Linked DNA regions of Homo sapiens: region 1 is linked to region 2. Evidence: chromatin contacts called from ENCODE Hi-C or POLR2A ChIA-PET data. All regions are on one chromosome and are shown on one strand. Each heading gives the region's core, a stretch centred on a gene start or an enhancer-like site at or near the end of the contact. The rest is flanking DNA. Distances are from core to core; before and after follow the strand shown. Region 1 holds the start of DIO2 (iodothyronine deiodinase 2). Region 2 has its middle 46 kb from the start of DIO2-AS1.

What was found. Hi-C counts contacts between places; a loop is a spot of excess contacts on that map. ChIA-PET counts read pairs that join two places held with the same protein, here RNA polymerase II (POLR2A).
Region 1: a map of cardiac septum shows a loop between it and region 2 (2.0-fold over the local background). The contact joins the promoter of DIO2 here to the enhancer-like site in region 2. A Hi-C loop is called at or near these places in 1 of 168 maps with a recorded cell type or tissue (cardiac septum) and 1 of 37 single-sample maps with no recorded cell type. POLR2A ChIA-PET finds 5 or more read pairs at or near these places in 2 of 52 experiments (AG04450 and Panc1).

What each region holds. Positions count from the first base shown.
Region 1 is chr14:80,210,060-80,212,759 of GRCh38, reverse strand. It overlaps DIO2 (iodothyronine deiodinase 2), which reads left to right and starts at 1,256. Exons shown (of 2, transcript NM_013989.5): 1 at 1,256-1,509. The coding sequence starts at 1,288. It overlaps DIO2-AS1 (DIO2 antisense RNA 1), which reads right to left and starts at 1,341. Exons shown (of 9, transcript NR_038355.1): 1 at 1,272-1,341.
Region 2 is chr14:80,163,839-80,166,538 of GRCh38, reverse strand. No RefSeq gene overlaps it. Among named protein-coding and RNA genes, the nearest start is that of DIO2-AS1, 46 kb to the left of the region's middle. Within about 2 kb of position 1,383, at least 2 of the 41 ENCODE cell types and tissues checked have a DNase peak (open chromatin) inside an H3K27ac peak, as active enhancers do.

The DNA of each region.
Region 1 (2,700 bases), core at 7-2,506, 46 kb before region 2:
AGTTTACAAGTTTTCCACCTACAACTCATTTTGCATTTTCTTAAATAAGATAATGACTCAAAAAAATTTAAAGGACCTAGGTCACAGATCTTACAAAGGGTTGGAGTCATGGTATAAAGGTATAAAGATTGTATATAAATGTTCATATTTTCCAAGAAACAGAGCAAAGACCGCCTGTGATAACTCTTCCTTTTTTCTACCTGCCTTCCAGGATCCTTTCTTTCCAAAACCCCTCATAAATTAATGATAATGATAATCAGAAGAGAGAGTGTTGGCCATATCAATCTGCACATTATATTAAATTACTTTTCCCAAAGTTTGGAAGCATTTCCTGAAGGCTGTCAAGGGTATTAGTTTTTTTCTCTCTTTAAATCACAAAGCAAAATTCCACTGTCTCTCCCCAACCCCTTCTAAAAAAAAAAAGTTGTCGAGTTTTGCTTTTCTATTCACTGCAATCCTGGCCAAAGTAAAGCCCTCTTTCTCAATGACGTCAAGATCTTTACCAAGATTAGGCTTTCACTTCTCTATTGCAGCAATTAGCCAGGGAATGTATAAAAGGCGTCAGGGAGACTCACTGGGCTGCAGAGAGAGGCACTTTGCACCACAGACAGATAGCAAGAAGGGAAAGACAGAGAGTGAGAAAAAAGAGGAGTCAGTCGCTCCTGGGGAAGGGAGAGAGTGAGACTGGGAGAAAGAGAAGCACAGAAAGTGTGTGTAAAACGGAGTAAAGAAAGAAAAAAAAAAAACTACCCTTAAAGCACATTTAAAAAAAAAAAAAACTCTGGCAATTCAAGAAAGAAACAGGCTACGTTTAAAGAGCATAGAGACAATGAAAGGCTAAAGAAAATTTTAAAATCTCTGCCACAGTCTCATAGGTGCTTGGAAATGAAAGTAGAACTGCCTGTCTTTAACGGACTCTGACAGAGGTAACTGGATTAGGGACGAGTACGCCAGCTTTTTTTTTTTTTTTTTTTTTTTTTTTTTAACATCTTAAATCCTGAAAAAAAAAAAAAAAAAAAAAAAAAGGCAGCAGCTCCGAATTGAATGAATTGATGGGCACACTCCAACTGCTGGGCTGGAGAGACTGGACTTAGTCTTGCCATTTCTGCTTCTTTGAAAGAGGAGACAACTTGGGCTTCCTTTTAATTTAGTTTTTTTTCCCCTTCTCCCCCAACCCCCAACCTTCCCCCTTACCTCCCCCACCCCCTTTATCACCACCCCCCTTTTAAATAAGAGGGTGAAGGGGAACCAGAGCGCACAAGGGAACTGACTCAGGAGGCAGAGAAGATGGGCATCCTCAGCGTAGACTTGCTGATCACACTGCAAATTCTGCCAGTTTTTTTCTCCAACTGCCTCTTCCTGGCTCTCTATGACTCGGTCATTCTGCTCAAGCACGTGGTGCTGCTGTTGAGCCGCTCCAAGTCCACTCGCGGAGAGTGGCGGCGCATGCTGACCTCAGAGGGACTGCGCTGCGTCTGGAAGAGCTTCCTCCTCGATGCCTACAAACAGGTGAGCTGAGCTGAGAAGGGCTTCTCCCTAGGTCTACAGGGGCAGGGGCTCATATGCTGGGGACCAGAGGCCATTGGGAGCATTGGGGGGAGAGCTGTGAAGCCCTATTTGTGGGGTTGCCAAGTGAGCCTCTAAGTTTACTTTCCACACCTGTTGCACAGGTTAGCTTGGGAGGGTGACAGCTATTAAGCCATAATGACTCTGTGTGACCTAATAAGGAATCTTTCTACTAAGGGTTATTAATATCTTGCTGTGATTTGGGAGTAGAAGGCATTGTGCTGGTACGATAACTTGGGAAAAGTCAGAAAATGATGGAGAAGAGGAGACTGCTGCATTTATTCTGCTCTTGCCATAAACTGGAATTTTGATTTTTTGCTTGATGGGAGGCTGAGGTACACTGAGGAAGTATGTTCGAGGGGTGGGTACTGAAAAGCAAGAAATGAGAAATGCTACTCAGAACTCTCAGAGAGTTGACAAGATAAGAAAGTGGTCATAGAAATTGTGATTGGGCATCATAGCTGCTTGGTTTCTGGTAGAGGTAAGAGTTAATGAAAGCAAGCAGCTGTGTGCCACCTCCTCTACATTGATTCAAATTTGAACCCTTTGGAAGCGATTTTCAGGCAGTGATCCTGAGTTACTAGATATCAACTTGCGAAAGAAAAGTCTGAAAACTAGCTGTCAGAAATCCAGCATTTGTAAGGGAAGCCTCCTTTACTTTGTTTCTCAAAAATAAAATACGTTGCCCTAGAAAGAGATGATGGGTCTGTGATTCATTAAATCTCAGAGCTGTTATGAGCATTAGAGCAGTGGTCTCCCTTACCTGCTCAGGTAGTGCCCAGGGGCTGCTCTCTCAAAATCAGAGGTAGTGATCTTAGTTTCTAAGTGAAAAATACTGTGTTCCAGGCTTTTTGCTGGTGAGAGATGTTAGTAGAGCATTTTCAACTAAGATCTTCAGGGGCACAGAGGATGATTTTCGCCCTGGTCTTTTGTCAGTTTTCCCCCACCTGCTATGCCCATATGACTTCTAAAGGTCCCCTCCACCCCCTCAACCAGGCTTGAGAAGAATGAACTATTTTGGCAAAAGTAGTTATCAAAATAGACAATCTTGGTTTCCCTAAAAGTGTTGTGGGACCTTGCCCAAGATGCCAGAAAAAGCAACTGTACATCTGTATTTTAGAGGAATATAGAAGC
Region 2 (2,700 bases), core at 134-2,633:
ACTTTAAATCCATGTAAACACATTTTTTTTTTTTCCTCCAGGGTAAGGGACTTGTGTTGTTTTGGGCATGTATCAATGTATATTATATATTTGTGTTATTTGTGTTTTGGTCTTTTTTTTTTTTTTTTTTTTTGAGATGGAGTCTCGCTCTGTCACCCAGGCTGGAGTGCAGTGGTGCAATCTTAGCTCACTGCAACCTCCGCCTTCTGGGTTCAAGCAATTCTTTGCCTCAGCCGTCCGAGTAGCTAGGATTACAGGAGCCCCCCACCACACCCAGCTAATTTTTGTATTATTAGTTGTGATGGGGTTTCACCACCTTGGCCGGGCTGGTCTTGAACTCCTGACCTGGCAATCCACCCGCCTCAGCCTCCCAAAGTGCTGGGATTACAGGCGTGAACTACCATGCCCAGCTGGTCCTCTTTTTTTTCTTTTTTGTCCCAGTCTTCCCCTGTGCCCCGCCATTTGGTATGAGTCCTGTGCTAGTGTTTACTGCTTGTGGGAGTTGCCTGTGTTGTGCATGGATGCCTTGCCAGTAGTTTGGGCTGCTCTAGCTAAGGGACCAGCCTAAGGGTTGAGTTCTGTTTTGCTGGAGTTAGATAGTTGTACGGGTGTTGTGATTCAAGACAACAAGAAGATAATGAGGCCAGGGGAGCTGGCACAGTCAAAAATAGTAAGAATAGAGCCAAGGACCAAATTTCAAGTGAGAATGAAAATAAAAGCTAAATCTGAAGGGCCAAAGGTGGAAACCAATATTGAGAGTATAGAGTTTACAATTTGGAACTAGGCAGATGATATCAAGCCACCCTACCAGTAAATGCAGGATTTGGAAAATAAACTGTTGTTTAATATGACTCCAAAGCTCTTTGTATAACACCATACCTCCTCCTCGTCTATTAATAACTACATCTTAGACTTTTTCGAGTCATTGAACCTCCTGTTTCACAGGTGAAAACACAATCTCACAGGATGGTTATACTTGTGAAGTTCTGAAAGCATGGAGCAGATGTTTATCATTATCATGAGATAATTAGTCACTCCTCAAGAATATTCAGATCTGAACTAAAAAAAATAGGAAAAGAAAAAAAGCTGTTTCTCTGCATGGTCTACATAGCCATATGAATAGATAAAAATCTGGGATATTAGTGAGTTACTTCATTTTCATATTACTAAATTTTGGTGGAATGTTTTTCATGGAATGAAATTGTTAATTGATTGAATCGACTGGTTGTTAATTAAATCAAAGCAGCTGAACCATCTCTGTATAGACACATCAGAAACATTCCTTTCTGATGATCCTGGTTCCTCCAGGGTTTTAGGACTAGCAGCAGGGAAAATATTGAAAATCAAGTTTGCTTTGGCTCTCTGTGGGTGAGCGATTCATGTGTCATGAAGTACACCAAAGAGACTGCGATGGGTCTACCGATTGGGCAGCTTCTGTGATTTGTTTATCTTCTGTGGTTGCAATAAAGAAAACATAAAAAAATCCATTGGTGACGACAGGGTTCAATATTTAAACGCAGTTGATACATTTCTTCTACCGCTAGGTGCAGACTAAATTTTTCTTCCCATGAAAAATTAGTATAATTTCTTCTTAGAGATACTGAGAATTGTGTAACTCATTGAGTTTCTGTTTTTGGTTGAATTTCCAGGACACTCTGAGAAAAATTATGGCTAACATAAACTAATTATGTTATATATCCATGCTTACATGCTTATATATTTATATTCCTCTGTTTCCTTAATGCTTGTTTTTATTTGTATTTTTTCTTGATTTAGTTTTTTAAAATATTATCTTATATTAAAAATTATTCACTAAAAGCTTACTCAAGCACTATGTGGTAAATAGACATTTAAACAAATTGGATAATAAAATTATAAAATTTTACAATAATCAAACTGTACACATAAGACCTTGGTACATCTACACAAAAAATAGAATATTTCAGCCAGGTAGTGTTTTATTTTGTCAGCTGGATTTTAGAAACATCAAAATAAAAATAATTTTTTCCCCTTTCCTCTCTGGTTAACAGAATCCCACTGTCCTTCATGACCCAGCTCAAGTTCTGCTTTCTTCATGAAGTCTTCTTGGCTGTTCTAACCAAATGACTCTCTTTTTGGAATTTCCATAGCACTTTGAGCTCACAGTGCACAGTTTAGAATTTTGTTATGCTGCTCTGGATTTTTCCTTCATTGTTTCTGCTCTAGCTATGCTGGCCTGCTTCTTATCCCTTGTCTCTGCCTGCTGCTTTCCCAACTGTGACTGTTTTTGCTGCTTCCACATGTCTGAAGTGGTCTGTCCTATGCTCTTATCCAATTGTATCCACTTACCAGGGCAAGGTCAAATAATATTGCCCTATGAAGCCTGCACAGCTCAGTTCAGCCAGCAACAGCCCTACATTCATAGTGCCTACCATCTATCTTCTGGAAACAATTCTCATAGATATTTTGGATGTCTTCCACTGGGTTCTTATAAAGCAATGTTTTAATTATTTAAATTATAAGTTTAACTTGAGAAACTATGGGAAATATATGGTTATTGCTAAGAGAAGATTCACATTTATTCTTACATCCTATGATAGTGGTTTTCCAAATTAGCTGCATGTCAAAATCACCTCTGGCATTAAATAAATACAAAGACACAGCCCTAACCTCAACTGATGACTGATTATCTTTAGGGTTTTTGCCTGGGCTTTCATGTTT